Regions from separate parts of the Mus musculus genome. Here region 2 is linked to region 1. Evidence: chromatin loops called from intact Hi-C (ENCODE). Cell type or tissue: heart. All regions are shown on one strand.

What was found. A loop is a pair of places that touch in the nucleus more often than their neighbours do. Peaks named below come from ENCODE experiments on the same cell type or tissue, not always from the same donor. Only the 100,000 strongest peaks of a DNase experiment are listed, where the experiment ranks them.
Region 2: it touches region 1 in a loop (1.8-fold over the local background); 2 of 42 quality-filtered maps call a loop at or near these places.

The regions. Positions count from the first base shown.
Region 1 is chr9:32,670,047-32,674,046 of GRCm38, forward strand. The region is part of intron 3 of Ets1 (E26 avian leukemia oncogene 1, 5' domain); the gene reads left to right. Among named protein-coding and RNA genes, the nearest start is that of Ets1, 36 kb to the left of the region's middle. In heart, a CTCF peak has its summit at 2,146; a DNase peak (open chromatin) is centred at 2,255; H3K4me3 peaks cover 1,377 bases; H3K27ac peaks cover 2,541 bases.
Region 2 is chr9:32,785,716-32,789,715 of GRCm38, forward strand. The region is part of intron 1 of Gm3331 (a long non-coding RNA gene); the gene reads left to right. Among named protein-coding and RNA genes, the nearest start is that of Gm3331, 4.6 kb to the left of the region's middle. In heart, no CTCF peak of the experiment used is centred here; DNase peaks (open chromatin) are centred at 1,556, 2,126 and 3,746; H3K27ac peaks cover 582 bases.

The DNA.
Region 1 (4,000 bases):
GTTTGGAAAGGGCATTGACAGGCAGGCAGGTGGGATGTTTCAGCAGGAAAGCAAGAGTCTCCAGTTTGGCTTTTCAAGTGTTGAGAGTGTTGAAGACATGCCAGCAAGACTTCAAGAGAGACTCACCTGGCCTGGAATGTTTATGCTCACAGCAGGTTTGTTCTTTCAGCTGACTGTGTCTGATGGCCACAGGGCTTAAAACCAGCGCTTCAAACTCCATCTGCTGCACATTTCTGTTCTGTCTCAGGACACATTTTTCTTTTTCTAGGACACTCTTTTTTTTTTTTAGAGGTTCTTTGTTCTTCAAAACAATTCTAAGCCCCTGAGTCTGTGAGTACCACTGATGACATTGGATATTACAATATTGGACTAATCTGTCCCAGATAGAATGCTCGGCTCTTTCTGCCAGAGAAGGCTATGGTAGCCTATAGTGAGGTACATGAGGAGCCTTTCAGGGGCCCCCATTCTCAACATTTTATTGGATGTTCTTGATTTTCCAACTCAATGTGGCACAGTCTAAACTTTGACAAGGCAGTTCCTTACAACTAATTTGTTTTTATTGTTGTTGTTGTTGTTATTACTATTATTTAAGTATTTACTTATTTTTCAGACAGTCTCTATGTAGCCCTGACTGGTCTGGAAAAGGCTATGTAGCCTAATAGGAGAGAATTGTCTTTCTGTAAATAGGGTCTGACCACTAAGGGAGATGGGCAGCTTGGGTTCCTCTGATCCTGGTTTGGCAGCTGTGCTATCTCAGAAAGAGCTAGCTATAGTCTTGTCTCAAAGTTCATCTTTCCCAAAAGACCAGGTCTAACTGCCCTTCTTGGGTCCCTAGAGGAAGGTGTCCAGGGACGATCTTTTCACACACCTTCCCCATCACATCTCTGAGGGGCTTTAAGTACATACTGGAATAAAAGGTCATAGGTGAGGCTAGCCCCAAATCCACTCACTGCTCCTCCATGTTTGTTTGCATTTACTCTGTGGGTTTTTGTTTTTTGTTTTGTTTTTTATATCAAGGTATCTGTGTGCCTGAGCCTTCCTCTGCAAGGGAAAGTGGATTCCTGGCCAGCTGTGGGTGGCTGGTTCCTATTGGCCAGGGTTTACTGCCTCCTCTCTTAGACTCCCACCTTCTGCCTCCTTGAAACCTTTGAATGTGTGGTCCTTAACATTCAGATTCTTTGTGTGAGGGTATGACTCTAAATAGAACTGGGTCTAGTTCAAGGGTTTAAATTGGTTTGGTAGAGAGAGCAAGAACACAGCATCATGTCCTGGAGTTTTTAATACATTTCTTGGGTTTCTAATCTTCAACAGACAGGTCCTTAACCTTATTTTTGAGTTCTTATGCTGGTTTCATAATTTAAGACATGAAAGGCCTTGGTCAATGGACAATAAATGCCACCCTTCCTATGAACCATAGTTCAACGATGAAGTTAAAGGAGCCAGAGAAAGAAGGTGTCTGACTCTGACCTAAAAAGCTTTGACTACTTTCTCATTGCCCAAGGCACATCCTACCCTCAGGCTCTCTCTTTCCTCCTTTTTTTCCACCCCCGCCCCCCCCCCCGTGCCCTCTCCTTCTCCTCTTTTTCTATCATATATAACACATATATTACATCTGCCAACATTGTCCCCACTATAACTCGTTTCACCAGTAAAAAGAGAGGGGTACCTGAGAAGAAGTACCCAGGGCATTCTGGGATTGGGGCTCACTGGAGCTATGCTAAGGAAAAGTCAGGACTTTGGCTGGCTGTGTGTGAGAGAATGAATCCTTTCCTCGGTGCTGGGAAAGGAAGGAGACCCAGGTGCAGAAAGAGCGTCTCATCTCAGCAGGGCGAGCAGAGTGACAATTAGCATGCAAGCCTTCTGTTGGCCTGACCACCTGATAGATAAATTCCTTGTTTCTCAAAAAAGCCAAGGAAGTAACAGCATTGCACTGGAACTCTCAGGGGGCTCTGGAGGGGCGGGGGAGTTCTCTTAACTTCTTCAAACCGCAAATATTTAGTCCGAGTTGGGAAAAGGTCCCCGGGGCACCAAGTTCTTATTGGATTCTAGCAGTTTGACCCCTCTTCTGGAACAGGGGCGGGGGCGGGGTGGCCACTGCTGGCTGGCGTCGCCTGCTCGTCTCCTCTCAGCTCCCGCGGGCCGGCTGCTAGCGGGCGCTGCGGATCTCTGTGAATGGAAATGGTCGGGTGGGTGGATGATGTGAGAGGGCTGGGGCTGATCTGAGTTGAGAGGGGGTGTGAGAGCCGAGGGGGTGGGGACGGCCGGGCAGGGACAGCCTGTGGTGCTCACGTCTGGCCGGGAGAGACTCTTGGCCTCCAGATGTTCAGTGTGTTTATAGCTGCCAGAGCAAGAGACCAGCTCCCTCGTTAAGAAGTTGCTTTCTTGAGCTGCAGCTTCTGCAGCTGGAGGCTGCGCCCTCCCTTCCCCCAGGCTGGTCCCTCACCCCGACCCCGCCTTCCTCCTCTGCAATCCTCCCAAAATACACGAGCACACAAAAAGAAAAACACCAGCAGATTTTTTATTTCAGAGAGTAAACACTTGGGCCGTGGGGGTCTGGAGGTTATGGGAAAAGAGGAAACCATCCAGCTAATCAGGCAGCACACACTTCCCCCGCTGAAATAAAACAGAAATCTTTGCTCCGCAGGGCTGCCGGGTTAACCCCGGCACTGCCAGCCAAGCAGCGCCCCAGCGGCCCGCCCCGAAGTGGGGTATCCAGGCCCCACCTTGGGCAGCTGCCACTGCTGACTCTGGGAGGGGAGAGGCCTGGCCTGCCTGACCTGCCTGCTGTCCCCTTGGTTTGTGGTGGCACATCTGCTTAAGAAACAGATGAGATTCTGAACTTAGATTTAGATTGCAAGAGGCTAATGGGAGTTCTAGATAGGTGGGGTGTAAGCAAGGGCACCACTCCCTGCCAGGAGAGTCCTTGCTGTTAGGAAAGCCAGCTTGTTTGCCTGCTGTCCCTCCCTCCCTCTCTCCTTGTCTCCCTTCTCCTACCTTCTCTCCATCCCTGCCCCCCCCTCCACCTCAGTTCTCTCCTTCTAGTTCTTTCCCTACTAAGGGCCTTCAGAGTCTATATCCCTTCATTTGCCCCCTAGCTGCCTGTCCAGAGACCATAAATATCCTGTGGGGCAAAAGTCAGGGGTCAAACAGGAGGCCTAATTGCACTATGGGAGAGATCACCTCTCCCTGGGCAGCCTTTGGCCCTCAGAACTCGCCCCTGTGCATAGCCTCTGCCTTTCAGTTCAGACCCTGCCCTATCTCACTGTCTGGAGGGCTGGCTCTCTCTTCTCTGCATCACTGTGGTTTTTTGTTTGTTTGTTTTTTGTTTTTTAATATGGATGGGCTTCCTATTCCTGAGCATCCTATTAAGCCTTACCTATGGCCTTTGAAGACTCTTGCTTCTTAATAAAACAGATTTCCACAAACTCTATTCACCCTTTCAGGTGGCATTTAAACCTCAGCCTCCAAAGCAAGCAAACTGCTTTGCAAGTTGGAATTCCTTTCTTGAAGACCTTGTCAAGAGGTAGTGGGAAAGCAGAAACACCAGTGATTTAAACAGCGATAGAACCAGGTCCTAACTGCCTGTGTCTTTTATTGGGTCTCCTGCTTGTACATCACCAACCCTGAAGACCTTCTACCAAGTCTTAAATCTGCTAATTGTCACAGATTTTCTTCTTCTTCTTCTTCTTCTTCTTCTTCTTCTTCTTCTTCTTCTTCTTCTTCTTCTTCTTCTTCTTCTTCTTCTTCTTCTTCTTCTTCTTCCTCCTCCTCCTCCTCCTCTTCTTCTTTTCTTCTTCTTCTTCTTCTTCTTCTTCTTCTTCTTCTTCTTCTTCTTCTTCTTCTTCTTCTTCTTCTTCTTCTTCTTCGTCAGAAATGATCTTGCCAAAAATAATACATACAAGAATTTTGCTTTCCCCTGCTTCTCAGCATGATCTGGGACTCCAGAGAAGTTAGGATCTCCTACAGTAAGGGGAAAGGTTCCATTGTGCCCCGCAGAAGC
Region 2 (4,000 bases), 120 kb after region 1:
CTTTCCTTCCACTGTGGACCACAAAGCTTGGGTAGAATCTTGCTCACCACACTCTCCAAGGGACTCCTAAAGTCCACAGGGATGTTTGTCTTCTGCTTAGAAACTCCAAGTACCCCAAAGAAGAGTCATGCAGAGACTTGGTCTTGTTCAAAGGCCTGGTTTATAGTTTGACTTGCCAACGCCATCATCTGCAATTCAAAGTTATGAATGCCAAATCTGGACGCTGGAATTCCAGCATTGGGGAGGCCAAGGCACGCAGGCTGATGGATCTGGCTGGCTGGTCATCCTAGGCAGATGCTGCACTTCAGGTTCAATGAGAGACTCTGTATCAAAAAAGAAATGGGTGGAGAAGGATTGAGGAAGACTCACAACATGGCCCTCTGGCCCTACGTAAATCCCCTTAAAAGTGTGTGTGAGCACACACATACCCACACCACCACCACCACCAACAGTAACAACAACTATAACAACCCCCAAATCAGTGCTTGTCATTTTATATACCAGCTATAAGAGTCAGGTAAGACGCTCAGTGAACTGCATTGGACTACTCTAATATTAATATAAGAGATGAGCATTATTATGTTCAAACAATGCAGTAATAATTTAACAACAGATGCTTATCAAACAGGCACTAAATTAAATACCTTAAGAAAGCATACAGACATATCATTATAAATACAGTCACATAGTACTTATTATTTATCAGGGACTGCTGGAGAAACTCTATAAATAAACATGAAGCTGCTTCTACCTGGAGAGAAAAAAATATGAAAATAATAAAGATAACTTCAGAAATTAATGAATACCACAGAGAAAGCCTTGTAGATGACAGAATTGAGCATTGGGAGCCGAAGGCAGAAATTTCAGATGGTTGGCTCTCTTCTGAAAAGGTGACTTTTGTGACATAGAAGAAGGACATCTCTGTAGGGATGACAAAGTGGAGTCAAAGCTAAGGTCACAGGGCCTTGGTGGGGTGGGGTGGGGGTGGGGGGATTGTGAATAGACCATGAGTGCTAGGGCCACCAGATGCTGTGGGTAAATCTTATTCCCAGTGGAAAGTCACCGGATGGTTTCAACCAAGAAGCAATGATAGAATTCTATTTTTAAAATGACCCTTTGGCCACTGGTAAAGAAGTATTGAGCTAGGTAGGAGTACAAATGAGATCCTACCTACAGCAACTCAGAGGATGAAACAAGCAATCTAAAGAGGAGTTCTCTGTGATTTCACTGGTGTTTTAGGGAGTCTGCATAGCTTTTCTGCCAAGCCACCACACTATGAGCTGTGGAGCCAGGGTTTGACCCCAGGTGGCTGAGATTCCGGAGCTGGTGCTCAGCTCATAGAACTCCAATGTTCTTTCCACCCACAGCCTTTGTAAGCCACTGCAAGGAATGCTGATAATTGTGGCTTACCAGTAAGCCGGGCTACAGAGCACTCCACCACTGCTGGAGGCTGGTTTCCAAGATGCAGGGGTGGGGACAGCCATTCCTTGCCCTTGGCTTGAAGGACTGGCTGGGCCTGGCTTCTTGGGGAGGCAGCACCGACTCGGTTCTCCTGTGGGGTTTTCCATTCCCATCGAGTGTGTCCCTCGAGTGTTTCATTGAGGGCTGTGGCCATGCCATGGCTTCTGTCCAATTTCTGCCACAGTTTGCAAGCCATGGGGCAAAGATGGGGGCACTTCTGTTTGCCACAACAGCTGTCTCCATGGCAACAGCCCGTGATACCACTGGAAAAGTGATTTGTGAGAATCAGCGATGGAAACAGAAAGGCAAAGCTGGGGAGAGCTGTGCATGGAGCCCTGGCTGAGTCTCTGTGCAGTATCCAGGGGGCTGTACAATGGGGGTCCCTTTCAGTGGTCCTTGGCCTTTCCGATTTTTATTTAGGCTTAGCAAATCCAGATGTTCTCCAAATAGCTCATGCCTACTTGGTCCAGATGTAAACTTCATTTTTCATCCAATCTCACAAATATTTGTAATTGCTTAGCAGTGTGAGCCCCAGGAACTCTTTGGGTTGGAGAGGGTTAATGAGGACAAATCCTCCCCAGATGGCTAGCTGCCCTTCCCCCACCCAGGCTTCTCTTGACAGGTCTGAGGCCAGCAGGATCTGCTGTCCAAAGGACCTCCTGAGACATCCAACCCGGGTCTTTTCTTAGAAACAGGAAACTGCCTCAGCCAAGTACAAGTGAAATGAAGCACCCAGAAATCCAAGCACTGCTCCAAACCTGAGGCCTGGAGGCAGATAGAGAGGGCTGGGCTCTGGGAAGGGCTCCCTACTCCTCTCCTGAATGACATCCACCTTAGCTGTGATCTCCACCTTCTTCGGTGATCCTGGGCCATTATGTAAGTGCTGGTTACAACCCCACTGAAATATTTATATCAAAGGTTTCCTTACAAATTAACATAGTTATATCATTAATTTTCATAACTTCATAATTGAATTGGATAAACACTAACCATTGGTGGATGGGATTGAAGCCATTACTGACATACGACTCATGCGTGTAAACGGAGCAGGAAGGAATGGAAAGAAGGCTGTGTTTCTTTTAAGTATGGCAGGAGCCATAATGGAGACTCTCTCAAAAGGCTAGACATTTTGGGCATCGTACTTGCGGAGCAGTTCCATAAGTCCATGGATCACTTTTGAAGCATTAAATACTTTTACCTTCTCAAGGATTGGGGTTTATCTCCCTGATCCATTTCTTCAGAATCTAGTGTGATGGGGATTCTGTGAGTTCTCCAAAAGTAGGCACTGGATGAATAAATAAACATCAAATCAGTGAAATTAACTCTTGGCTCAGTCAAGTTGTAGGAAGCCTATCCTGTGTGTGGTATAGGGAAAGAGGAGAATAAAGAAAGACGGTATGGGTGGTGGTGGACAAGTCTTCCTGCAAGAATGTGAGTAGAAGAGCCGGTAGACTTGAAATCACAGGACTAGCATTTTGTCTTGGCTTTGCGTAGCTGTGCAGTCTCAGACAAGTTGCTCAGTCTCTCTGAGCATGAATGTCTTCGTCTCCAGAGCAAGTGCATTGACACCTGCAGACACTGTTATAATACTCGTTAGTTTAATTGAGGCGGGAGGGAGAGGCGGAACAGCTTGTCTAACCCACGTGGCCTCTGCACACTTCTGATCATCTAACATTTTAGCTCGTGCCTAATGCTCTGTTTCTTTGAAGTGCATGGAGTGCCTTGTTTTTCCATTGACAAGGCTCACTATCTATTTTCCCAATCAATGGCCATCTGACTCCCCTTCTGTATTCTTATCTACAGTCACTTTGCATATATATATCTTCTTGTCTCAGGCATGCCTCCTTTCATTGGGCAAGTGGTTTGACCCCTGTGTGCCTAGCCTTCCCCCTCTGTGACAAAGGCCATCGCTGGAAGCAGCCTAGGACAGCAAGTTGAACAACTTTGAACACATCGTTCTGTGTTTTTGGAGCTGTGGGTTACCATCCGCTGGTGGAATGTGTGCGTGTGTTTCCTAACACCGAGGAGCTGGGGGACAAGTATTAACTAGGGATCTGGGCCTACTCTGTCTTCATGATCAGCTCATGTTCCCCAAACCTCTCTTCCCATCTCTCTGCCCCTACATCCACACCAAAGGGTGCCTCGGGAACAGCTCTTTTAGGGCATCCCTCTCTCCCATGGCACTTGGCTTTCCAACGAGCTGGCCAGCTGAGGGAGTGGTTTCTGTGGTGTGGCCTGCCACATCTCATTTTCCATGAGGGTCACCAGGCAACCGCCAGAAAGTGACAACTCCTGACGCAAATGCTGCTTCACCCGGCGACAGGCTCTGTATCTCATTACTCAGTCTGGGCTGGGTCCAGGCTGGTTACGCCAGGACATCCTGTTGAGAGGGTGGACTGGCAAGTTAGAGCCACACTCAGTATCCTGGGTAGCTTTGAGAGCTGTGCCAATCTAGTGAGGGCCTGCTGGGCAGGGGTGGGACAAAACAGCAAGTTTGAAACTTAGCTGTGCATCTCAAAAGAGTGTTCTGCTTTTCTCC